Regions from separate parts of the Homo sapiens genome. Here region 1 is linked to region 2. A link is a contact called in ENCODE Hi-C or POLR2A ChIA-PET data. All regions are on one chromosome and are shown on one strand. The core of a region is the stretch at or near the end of the contact, and the rest is flanking DNA. Distances in the headings are between cores, read along the strand shown.

Region 1 (6,435 bases), core at 530-3,029, 66 kb after region 2:
TGCAGTGAGCCAATATCACACCACTGCACTCCATCCAACTTAGGCGATACAGTGAGACCCTGTCTCAATTTTTTTAAAAAAAGACTTAAGATAGTAACACTGTATCTCACTAGGAAGCCAGTGCAGCAAAGTGGCAGTGCCCCTTGAAAGTTTACTAAAATAACAAAATATCGCTCCAAAGGAAAACAGTGATATCTGAGGCTCTTAGAATTTGTAAAAGTGTTGGAACACGCTACTTGATAAGGATGCCTTCTGGGTTCAACTGCAGAATTCCCCAAAGACACCAAAACCAATTTCTGTGGCAATTACTGCACCTGAGTCAGACAGTTCACTTTTGTCAGACATTCCTTATTAAATGGCCCAAACAAAAAACATCAACTTTGGGGAAAATGAAAAGATTGCATTTCCACTTACAGTTTCAGGAGTGAGAAACATGAGACAACAGCCATTGGTCCTAGACCTGTTCCTTCTTCCAAATCCTTATGCAGTTTAATATCATTGAACTATGTGTTTGGCCCTCAGTTTCCTCATCTACTAAACGAAAAGATAAGTCTCACTGGATCTCTGAGATATTTTTCAGATTAAAAAAACTTCTATGTTCTACAAGGAAGTTAAGTGAATGAGAATTAAAGAGCAGGAAAGGAAAAACTTAGCTTTCAGCCAACTCCTATTGCTGGAATAATTTTGGGTCCAAGATTTGAAGGCAAAAATATAAGCGAGGATCATATTGCAACTGCAACTAACTGGTGATAAAACCAAGACCAGCTAGGACTTGATCTTGGGCTGCCACTTTTCCACCTGCCAAAAAAACAGGCTCTCTCAGGTGCTCAAGGAATAAATGCTTCTTGGATGCTTCCCCGCCTACCTCTCCGGCAACACCGGAGCAGGTTCTTTGCAGGAACACGGTCTCTGATTCCTCTTCTCACCAGCTCCGAGATTTTCTTTTTTATTTTTCCAAAAGCAAAAGTCATTGGTCGATCTATGTTTAGAAATATGCACAACAAATCAAGAAATAAATTCATATGTGAAAGGATAGAAATGTTAGTCTCCAAATCTAGGCAAACTTCCATTTTTATAAGCCTATGAAGACAATATAAATAAATCAGAGGGAGTGGAGCCTGCTGGCAGCAACTGCTAGATCGCTCTCATTTTCTACATAACGTTCCCTGTGCTGAAAGGTATATTCAGTGAGTGTTTCATTTCTCTTCTTTCTGGAACAGGGGTCTCTCTATGTCTGCCTGGAACTGTCCCTAAATTCAGAGAGAATAACTTGCTACTTTGTTTTACCTTTTTTATTACAGTGTTGATAGTTTCTTCACTCCTCTAGTCATCACCTACTTCTGAGAAACAGTGACAAGCGTGATAAACAAAGGCCTGGACTATGTAAGTGCAAATTCTACGAATAAATTCGTAATTATTGTGTCAATAAGCTATGCTATTTAATACATCAACAAGACCTGCTCCCTCCACCCCGGGAGGGAGTCCTTCTCTGGTCACTCACCTCCAGCCCTGCCCCCACCAAACCCTGCCCCCTGTCTGCCTCCTGCTACTGCTACGGTGGCCTGGAAGGCCCTTCCTGTCCATCTCTGCCAGTCCAAGTTTCCCCGCAGCGTCCTAGCTCAAACACTCTCCCCTCTGTGGAGCCTTTACCCAAGCCTCTGCTCCCCTAATTTAAACAAGCCACTGCTCTCTAAGCACACTGGGCCCTTTAGTTGCAGGGTCTCTGTGGCAGGCATCTCATTATGCTCATATCTCCAGAACTGTTTCCTGGCCTGTCTCCCCAGCTGGAGTGTGGACTCCCTCATGCGGGGATGATGCCACTCTGTTCATCTCTCAGCCTCACTGCATTGACTCTGCAGCATAGTAGTTGCTCCAAGATTAGGAGCTCTGTGCAAAAATCATCTTTGTACTCAGTTTTTCTCCTGCACTATGTTTATTCTGGAGTTGGCACTGTAATGAAGAACGAAGGAATGCATCTTGATTGACTGATCGCCAGCTCTACAGCGGCTCCAATGTGAATATAGCCTGGCCACGTATTATGTAGCCATTAAAAATAGTGGCATTGTGAAATAAAGGTCTATGATAGGCTACTAGATGACAAATTCAGATTATGAAACCGTATGCAGAATATGATCTCATTTGTGTGTGCTATACATGTCCATGTTGATGTGTACATGTCTGCGTATGTTATTAGCCTGTGCATATAAGGCAAAATGTCATGCATTCATCACTTGGGGTGGCATTAGGGATGATTCTTATTTTCTTCTTTTCACTTTTCTGGATTTTCCTCAAAATATTTTCAGTGATTGTATATTACTTTGAAACCAGAAACAAATGTTAGGTGTTCTGTCTGTTTTCTAAAGAGACATAGAGAGGCTAACCAGAGCTGTGACCACCATCAAAGGATGAACTACTGAACACATAATCCCAGAGATGCATGGGAAGCCAATGAGGAAGCCCTGAGGATATGTAAGGAGAAGCCATGGACAGTTTTGCTTAAACACCAGGAATTTAAATTTACATCATGAATTGTTCCTAAATGGCCCATCACCTTTTCTTATGAACTTTCTCCTGGACCGTAAGAGTTGCAGCTATTTGGATCACTTTGCTGAAAACAAGATGAAGGAATGGGCTAAGCTGTGTCAGAACTAAGCAGAATGCTATGGCAGGCTCTTCTCCAGCTGGGCACAGCAGGGCACACCCCCTCCCAGGGGCCTCTCATTCAATGCCTCTCACCATTTACATTCCAACACTGTAAGATGATGGATACTTTTAATACAAGAGACCTGTCATTTATTTATTAGCTGGGGACAGGCTTTGCAGCCGGGAAGGATGCATTATAAATCAACTCCTTTCTCAGCCATTAAAAATTAATACAGTTCATAATGTAGAACGTCAGTAATTTCTTTATTAGAGGAGAGTGTCATTTTTTTTTCTTTTCTTCCAGGTTTTGTTTTTACTTCCTCCCTTCTCTGGGGATATTTTTTTTTCTTTCATAAAGACTGGCTGAGTATAAATTATCCCAGGGAAGGGGAATATACCCTTTCAGACAGAGGTTAAAATGGAAGAGACGAAGCTTAAAAAAAAAAAAAAAAAAAAAAAAGCCCCTGACCAAATTCCCCATGGAAATATGGTCTAACTGCATCTTTCAAATTTGCCTCATTAAGCCTCACTTACAACATCCCTTGTTTCTTTCTGATCTACCTTGCACCAAAAATGGGAGGCATTTTAGGTTTCTGATAGACCAGAGGGAAAGAAATATAAGGTGAGTGATTTGGGGTGTGCTGGGAGGTCTCTGATTATTATTTTCTAATGATTGCTCCCTCACAGAGGGGCCTTCATTAGCTTTTCTATTGTCTCCAAGTTAACTTGGCATTCACCAAAAGAAGCATGGATGTTAGAAGCTCAGCCCAAGACCAGGAACCCTTCATACAGCTCCCCCTTTAGACCTAGGATACAAGGATGCAGAAGGAAAAGACGGCACCAGAATATGCCAAAAGGCTGATTAGCTAAGCATCCATGAAGGCTTCCCCTTTGGTTCTTCCCCAGAGTGGCAGCTCCAGGAAAAGTGAAAGCTTGGAGTTAGAAAGAAGACAACTTCTGCTCTTAACTTCAGAGGAAATAAAAGGGAGAATCCAGAACCTGTGATGTCTCCATCTCACCTTAGCAATATTGAGGGGTTTGCAGTGGTTGGTTCAACCAAGCTGACCTTCTCAAGACCTGAACAAAGGAATATATGTGAAGGGAGGGGGGACCATCCCACCCCTAGCCACCCCACCCAGCACATTTTCCTGACTTTGGGGAATAGGGGGAGAGGGGTCACCCAGAGATGAACATCACATCCCAGGCACAGGCTCCCTGTGTTGATGTCTCTGTCAAACCAGCCATGATTTAGTTAAAGCTCCTAAGTAACAAATCCCCACAAATCCCCAAGCACATATTTAAAATCTATTTTCAGAATTACACTGAGCATAATTCAACCAATCAATGAGCCATTAGGAGTTTAATCCCAACACTTCTTCATTACCAGTGGCATGAGGGCTGCTCGACTCAGCAGAATCCAATGCGAAGAGTTGCTATATCACCAGCAATTCTAGGTCTGGGGACAGAAGCTTATACATTGCCTGCTGAGAGGCCCAGCCACAATCTGGGTGACAAATCAAGCTACAGATCCACCAGCGACAGGATAAAAGGAGACTCGGCCAAAAATAGGTCAACTTGGATCCAAGGACTTCTGCTCTTCTCCTTCAAGGGTAGCTCTTGCATCACCACCAATGCCCATCTCTAGCTGGACCCTGCTTCTGGGAGGCCTGCCTCATGGGGATCTGAAGCTCCAAAGAGCCTCCTGGGGTGGACACACGGAGGGGGATGACTACATAGGAGCTAAAGTGCTAGAGAGGAATTGCCTTCTGCTGCCTCACTGGTGAGCACCATGGGTCACCCAAACTGGTATCTGTCTGAAAGTCTCCAAGATCTCCCAAAAGGTGGGGGTGTGGGTGAATTGGAAGTCAGCTGACGGTGGGAGGGGGTATCCCAGGTTAGTAGAAGTGGCATGCTCCTAAACTCTAGAGTTTGAATCCTGGCTCTACCTTTGACCAGTAAATGACCTTGGGCAAGTCCCTTAACTTCCTTGCTTCCCTAGGAAATGCCTAATCTGTAAAGTGGGGAACACTACACTTACATTAAAGCTTGATTTAATGTAGAAAGAATGACTTCATGAAAAGAAGAGGGGGTGGTGGGCTCTGTCATATCACAGTTTTGTCATTTTCTAGCTGCAAGACTTTAGCAAACATTTTAACCATTCCCTGTGCCTCAGTTTCCTCACCTACAAAATGGGGAAAGTAATAGAAGCTACCTCATAGGATTTTTATGAGGATTAAACAATTTATTATTATATTTAAACTGATTTTGGTGCCTAAGATATAAAAAGCACTACGCAGTGTATGATTTTATTATTATTTGAATGTACTTCAAGTTCAGAGCCTGGCCCTTGGTAAGTATTCAGTAAATGTTAATGCATTTCTTTATTTTTTTACTACTCCCCCTTTTCCCCTCTCTTCACCACCTACCTGCTCCCACCTACTCTCCAAAAGCTATGCTCCCAAAGGATCACATAGCAGCTCTGAGGAATTCACACAGCTTGCTCAACCAAGATAGTTGGATCCAGCTAAAACCACAAGCAGAAATGTTTCATCACCCAGGCATACAAGTCTAGCCTTGAACATTAGCAGGACAGTTTACCAGACCAGAACAGTGATGATGACAACAACAAATTACTAGGTTGCTCTCCCTAAGAGGAGAGATACAAGGAGTAAAATGTACACGGTATCAATGTTCTCATCTTCATTCTACCCCCTGTACCCCAAGAGGCACCTGCTTACTCCTAGAGGAGCAGGATGACAGTATTTGCAAGGCTGAAAGCCTAGGTGAGCATTTGCTTTACTCCTGGAGGAGACCTGGGTGGCAGGTACTGTCATTTCTAACAGCCACTTCCTGTTTCTTGCTAACAGAGCCCTGTGATTCTATGGAGACATATGCCCTCCAGGCAACCATATGCCTCAGGGAAAATGAGTTCCATTCCCAGCCCCAGGGGAGAATCTGGAGGAGCTTAAAGTGCTTGGGGGTAATTCCATTCCCCTTAAGAATGACTGGCTTGGGAATAAACATATGACATAATTCTGGCCAATGAAACAGGAAAGACTACTTAGGGGCTTTGGGAAAAGCTTTCTCAGTTTCAACCCACCCACAAGAAAAGACAACCCTGTGGGGCCCCTAGTCCATGTGTTTGGTTGTGATGCCTGGATCTGCTGCAACCATTTTGTAGCCATGAGAGAAGTTAACCTGGTGATATAGCAAAATACAGAAAGGCAGAGGCAGGAGAATCACAAAAAGTAGAGCTAGAGTCCTAATACACTTCATCAGGATCCTTCCCTAGCTGTTTAGCTGAGTTATGTGATGATCAACGTCTTAAGCCAAGTGAGTCAGGATTATCTTGTACTTTCAGTCAAAAGGATCTCAACTGATACAATCAGTGTCTAAAACATGAGAATATGAACAAGACTCAGACATATGTACATTTGTGTCTGAAGATCCTATGTGTAAGTTTGCTAAGAAAAAACAAAAGGGCTGTGCACTCATGTCTAAGGACAAGCAAAAACGAAGTCAAATAAGCAGACAGACATTGAAGCCCTAACTTCGGAGGGGACCGTGCAGGCACAAACATATGAGAACTCAGCGTAAAGCACATGGGCAGGCATACAGGGGAGAAGGGGAATTTGTTTCAACAAAATTAAGTTTGATGACAAAGGGAAGGGTGAAACAAAGAATCAATCAAACAAAAACACAAACAAAAGAATCTCGCCATGAATCTCTCTGCCACCTTCTAGTTGAGCCCACAGAGTTTCGGTCTCATTAACCCAAAAGGAAATTGGCCTG
Region 2 (6,204 bases), core at 1,256-3,755:
TTATCCTGAGCCAGATACCAGGCTGAGCACATGATACCTTTACAGCTCTGTCTTTCGTGGGTTCTTTTTTTTTTTTTTTTTTTTTTTTTGAGATGGAATCTCGCTCTATCGCCCAGGCTGGAGTGCAATGGCGCAATCTGGGCTCACTGCAACCTCCGCCACACAAGTTCAAGCAATTCTGCCTCAGACTCCCGAGTATCTGGGATTTCAGGTGCGTGCCACCACACCTGGTGAATTTTTGTACTTTTAGTAGAGATGGCATTTCACCATGTTGGCCAGGCTGGTCTCAAACTCCCGACCTCAGGTAATTCACCTGCCTCAGCCTCCCAAAGTGCTAGGATTACAGGCATCAGCCACCGTGCCCGGCCCTACAAGTCTCTTAAACACAATATGTTGCTGTCCCCGTGCTACAGATGAGGGGGCTGAAGCTCCAGGTGGTTACGTAACTTGCCCAAGATCCCCTAGCTGTTAGAGGTGTCCTGTGGGACTCTAAAGGCTGGGCTGAGCAGACTGTGCCACCTTGACATCCTTTAATCATGACAGCCCCCTTCAACCCCTGCAACCCCTACTTCAGAGAGAGGCTCTGCTTTCTGCACTGGCATCAGTACTTGGTAGAAACCAATAACATCTGTAAAGAGAGAGTGTGTCACTTTATCCTGGAACCTATTCTTCCTACCCTTGATTGCCACCACCTAAGCTCAATGTGAGCCACCAGGATGACATTTGAAGATAAAGCCAGCACCAGAATGCAGAAACCCAAGACCTTGCTGCCCCACCCAGAAACAGAGTTTCCAGGACCTCAGGCTCACCCATTACAAGGTGAGTCCTGAGCGTGACTACACGCAGGAGGGAGGAGGGAGGAGGGAGATTCTTGGCAGGAGAGAAGGGGGAAGAGAAAACAGGGAGAGGAAGGGAGGATCTGTGAGAAGCGTGTGTTTTCTCTGCACTAACCAGACCCTAGGGTCTCTGGCTGCCAAAAAGGCTCAGAAGAAAACATTAATTCAATACCACATATTTAATTACACATGAAATGGAATGTCTTTAAATGGAAAAGAATAACATTCTGGGAGCTCCAACTCTGGGTGTTTGAAGTGGCAGGAGGGAGAAAGAGGGCCAGCTTTGAACCTTTGAGGGGGAAGGAGACCACCAAGAGGGCAGGGCCCTGCCTGGGCTCAAGATATAAATTTCTGCCAGCCCTCAAAGAACTGCCCTCACACTTTCTCCTGGCCTCCTGGCTGGGTCTCACCTCACGCCTTCTATGAATGGCAAGCAAGAGGAGCTAATTGCATAAGGTATTGCATAAGAGCATAGCCAGACAAACATGTGCCCTGGCCAGCTACAGGCCCTTTGTAGGGGTCTCCAGCCAACCCAGTCAGTTCTCCACCTGGACAGAAGAGTAGAGCATGGCTAAACTATTCAAACCACCACTCCTGCAGAGCCATCCCTGGATGATTTATAGACTAGGAGAAAAAAGAGGATCTCCTGGTTTCCTGTAAAGGACCTTTCTAAGAGAAGACATTTTGAAGGCTGGAGATCTAAGACAAAAACTCTGCAGAATTTTTTTAGAGGTCTAGAATTTAAAAATTAGTAATCAAGGCCAGGTGCGGTGGCTCACGCCTGTAATCCCAGCACTTTGGGAGGCCGAGGTGGGTGGATCACTTGAGGTCAGGAGTTCAAGACCAGCCTGGCCAACATGGCGAAACCCCATCTCTGCTAAAAATACAAAAATTATCCGCACTCAGTGCCATGTGCTTATAATCCCAGCTACTTGGGAAGCTGAAGCAGGAGAATCGCTTGAACCTGGGAGGCGGAGATTGTGGTGAGCTGATATTGCGCCACTGCACTCCAGCCTGGGCGACAGAGCAAGACTCTGTCTCAAAAATAAATAAATAAAATAAAAAATAAAAATGATTAGTCAAATGGGGTAACAATGACTTGGGAATGGATTCCAGGTTGAATGACCACCAGCCCTGATTGTTCCTGTTGCTGCCCTGGGACCAGGTTGGCTCAGGATTTTTTACCTAAGAATAAGAACCTGGATCTTTCTGCTGGCCAGTCCATGCCTCGTCCCTAGGCCTTCTCTGGATTAGGGCTTCCCTCACACATTCTTTTCAGAGTTTGACATTTTTACAAAGAGGCTTTGAAGGGTGCTGGCAGTTGCACAAGTCAAAAGGCCAAAAGTCAAAAGGCATGTGTTGCTCAAGTTCGTAGGCTGGGCCTAGCACAGGGCCTGAGACCAAGTAGGTACCCACTAACTATATGATGAATGGGCAAATAAATTAAAACTCCCCCTGAAGCACTGCTAGAGACTTTAGCAGGGAAAACACTGCAAAGAGGGAGGAAGAAGGGAATCTGGGGGAGTGGCAAAAAGAAAGGAAAGATGAGTGAGAATGGGAAAAGAGCCAGGAAGTTCCTAAGAACAGACTTATTTATGTCCTGGCTCCGAGAATGGCCCGAGGAACCAAGATCGTATTGAACCAGGAAAGTACTGAGACCCACATCCTAACCCTCAGTCTCCGGCTCCCCAGACTTCTAAACAAAGTGCCTCCGTGGTCAGCTCTGAAGAAGCTCAGCAAACAGCAGGTCCCACTCTGGGGCACGTGTGCACCCTTAGGCTAGAGGTAGCAGTCTAGGACACCGAGACACTGTGTTCCCACCAAGATGAACATATAAATAAGACACCCTGCTGTTTCTGGAAGCAGTGAAGAGAGAGGATCAGCAGAGGACTGTCTGTTCTGGGGCAATTTCCAGTTCACATTTCCTGACACAAGAAGTTCAGAAGCTGAGGCTGAAGTTCAGAAGTGTCCCTGCTCCCCAGTGCTACCCCACCATGCTCCACCGCCATGAGCTCAGACACCAACCAACACCCAGGCTCCCAACATCAGCCTCCCTACCACAGTACGCCTGCCCTTTCATACCCACTTCCTGGTCTCTATATTCTGTTGGCCTTTCCCGTGGCAAGAGTGCCTCTGGCTCTCATTAAGCAGTGACTGCTTGAGCCAAGAATAAAGAGAAAAAGAACTCCCCAAGGAGAGCCATCTGGAATTGTGAAGTTAGGTGCTGAAAGATGAATCTCAGGCTCCGACTGAGAATGTGTCCCTCTGACAACTTGCTGGGCCCCCTCCTTCCTCTGCCTCTTCTGGCCTGACAGTGACAAACCCTCTTCAAAGTGCCCATATGAGGGTCACATCCCACCTCTCAATCTCCCCAGAGGCCCTTCCTTTCCAGCTACTACCCAGGAATGCTGCCTTGGCCTCTCATTCCTGGCATCTGGCTCTGTCCCCCAAGCCGTCCCTGTGATGTCATGTTCTCACCAGAACACGCAGAGCACAATGTGCTAAAGGCTGTCCCTTCCAGCACCAGAATTCTGGGCCAAGACATAGGTTGCAGGGCACTGGAGCCATGAGATGCAGCTCCATGATGAAAGTCTTGAGGTCAGGAAGAGAAACACCTGTGAGGACCACAGGGTGAACCGTAGAAGGGGAGACCAGAGGATCCCAGTCACCCATTTGCAGGACACACCATTGACCTTGACAGCTACCTACAACCATGGGTCCAAGATAAAACTGAGCTGCTTCAGGCAGAATAAGGAGAAAGAGCATCATTTGGTCTATAAAAGAGAGGCAGCAGCACCCCCCAAAATACAACAGACACGAAGAAAAGAAGAAAGGACAGGAAGGGGACCTTGGGAGCAAACACCAGGATCAGAGTAAGGGGACTGAGAAAGAACATGGCTTTGGAATGAGACAGAACTGGGTATAAATTCACACTCAAGGACACATCCTCAGAGGCCGCATTTGGCAATTTACTAAACCAGTCTCAAATGTTGTTTTCATGAGCGAAATTAAGAAAATATCCACCTCATTGACTTGCCATGAGGATTCAGTGAAATCATGTGTACAGTCGTACATTTGGAGCGTGTCGAAGGAGCTAATGCCCATAAAAGTTCGGGAAGGAATATGCCAATTTCTTCCTCTCACCTGCTCTCTGCTCAAACCTGCAAGGATTCTCCCTTATTATTGTTACGGTTATTATTAAAGTGCTTACTGCATGGAGTTTTGATATCTTTAAATGAAGAGATTAAGTGTTTAAAACAGTTGGGAGGCACACAGTAGGTGCTCAATAGGCCTTAACATAGAGTATCCATGTCTTCAGGACAGTTTTTAGTCTGATATTTGAGAATTCTGATAACCTGGCCCAAATCCCCAGGCTTTATCCTCATAAATGCATTAAATAGATCCAACAGATGGACAGGCTGGCCATCCACTGTCCTCTGAGCAACCATGTGAGCTCGTGCTGTGCATCTGTGTCCTAGCTTTCCTCCATCTGGGGTACCCGTCCCCACTTCCACTAGTAGAAATCAACCCAATCCCCAACACGGGAAATAATCCTGTGTTATCCGTAAGATCATTTCCTGATCTTCTCTTTCTCTCCTCAGAATGTCTATTCCTTATGCAAAAATAGGTGTCCTAGGACCATCTCTGCTTATTTTGTTGCCCCCTACATAAGCTCACCTCCTGGGCAGCTCAGAGGAAACCAGTTCAAAACAACCTTGCTGCCTGACTAGAGAGAGTAAGTGGTGTTGGCAAAGACCAGCATTCAATTTTTATGTGATAGGATTTAGTTATACTAAGGCATAAAATTCCAGTTCATTTGTGGACATGGGCCGAGCCCTTAGACTTCCTACATTCACCAGGTTCCAGAAGAAAAGCTTGCTGGCCTGAAGAAGTCTGCTTACCCTCATTCTTTCCCCCAGCAATGAACTTACTGATGGAAAGGATTTTAGTTAATGCACAAAGGACCCTAGGAAATGAACAGGTCACCCAGTGAGTCCTTCCACAGAGACTTGGGAGGCCTTTCTGTGGAAAAGCCTAACTTTACTCTTGCTTAAAGCAGAAGGCTCAGACACCAGAGAGAAGGTGATGCCCTGCTTCTGAAGGAAATGGAAGGCAGGCCCGAAGTCCACGGAAATGTAGAAACTAGAATCCCCATGTGGGGTCCTTAACCCTAAGGGTCTTTCTTCAAGAAAGACTTGGCCGGGTGTGGTGGCTCACACCTGTAATCCCAGCACTTTGGGAGGCTGAGGCAGATAGATCACCTGAGGTCAGGAGTTTGAGACCAGCCTGGCCAATATAGTGAAAGCAAGTTTCCACTAAAAAAACAAAAATTAGCCAGGCGTGATGGCACGCACCTGTAATCCTAGCTACTCGGGAAGCTGAGGTGGGAGAATCGCTTGAACTTGGGAGGCAGAGGTTGCAGTCAGCCGAGATGGCGCCACCGCACTCCAGGCTGGGCAACAGAGCAAGATTCCATTTCAAAAGAAAGAAAAGAAAAGAAAAGAAGGAGAAAGAAAGAAGAAAGAAAAGAAGGAGAAAGAAAGAAGAAAGGAAAGAAAGAAAGAAGAAAAGAAAAGAGAAAGAAAAGAAAAGAAAAAGAAAGAAAGAGAAAGAAAAGAAGGAAGGAAAGAAAGAAAGAAAAGAAAGACTCCTCTTTCCTCTTCTTCCTAACGTGCTTAAAATCCAGTCTAGTCGTGAGCTCCTAGGACACACACGTGCCCCCCATGAAAGGGCTCTTGCCCTTGCACAGCAGGGAAGCTCTGTTGGGCTGCTCTGGTTGCCCCATTGGGGCTTCCTGTCTTCCCTCAGGTGTGCAGTGGAGCGCTGGTGATCAGCCTCTCTGCGAACCCCCACCTCCTCTCCCTGCCCCGGGGACAGACAGCTCCCCGTCCCTCCGTAACTCAGCCCAGCTCCCACAGGCTTCCTCTGGAGCCCTTGGTGACACAAAGTTATCTTGGCCGCCGGCTCACCCTGTGCGCACTCCATTATTCCCGGCACCATCTCCTTCCGCGTGACCTCTGCATTTGGACACCGTTTCCATCAGACTCTTTTGGAAGTCTCTGAAGCCCACCCTCCGCAGACTGAGGAGACTGTCCGGGAGTCCCGAGAGGTCACGCTGGGCCCCTTTCAAGGTATATGTTCCCATTCCCCACTCCCACTCCCGGAGCCAGGGCTTCTGCCAGGCACCCCCGCCTTTCCTGCCCTACCCCCGCCGCCCCCTCTAAGCCTCTCGCTCTGGCCCTCACCCTGTATCTGATGGGGAACAAGGTCGGAGGCCAGGGCCTGCGAGTCCCAGCCACGCCGGCCCTCCGCGTGGGCAGCCACAGCTCAGCGCAGCCAGCAGATTCGTTCCGCAAGGCCTCCGCGA

What was found. Hi-C counts contacts between places; a loop is a spot of excess contacts on that map. ChIA-PET counts read pairs that join two places held with the same protein, here RNA polymerase II (POLR2A).
Region 1: a map of heart left ventricle shows a loop between it and region 2 (3-fold over the local background). The contact joins two enhancer-like sites. A Hi-C loop is called at or near these places in 4 of 168 maps with a recorded cell type or tissue (ascending aorta, heart left ventricle, ovary and 1 more). POLR2A ChIA-PET finds 5 or more read pairs at or near these places in 1 of 52 experiments (WTC11).

The regions. Positions count from the first base shown.
Region 1 is chr15:88,013,878-88,020,312 of GRCh38, forward strand. All of the region lies in intron 14 of NTRK3 (neurotrophic receptor tyrosine kinase 3), which reads right to left. Among named protein-coding and RNA genes, the nearest start is that of MIR11181, 71 kb to the left of the region's middle. Within about 2 kb of position 1,780, at least 5 of the 41 ENCODE cell types and tissues checked have a DNase peak (open chromatin) inside an H3K27ac peak, as active enhancers do.
Region 2 is chr15:87,946,811-87,953,014 of GRCh38, forward strand. All of the region lies in intron 14 of NTRK3 (neurotrophic receptor tyrosine kinase 3), which reads right to left. Among named protein-coding and RNA genes, the nearest start is that of MIR11181, 3.6 kb to the left of the region's middle. Within about 2 kb of position 2,506, at least 9 of the 41 ENCODE cell types and tissues checked have a DNase peak (open chromatin) inside an H3K27ac peak, as active enhancers do.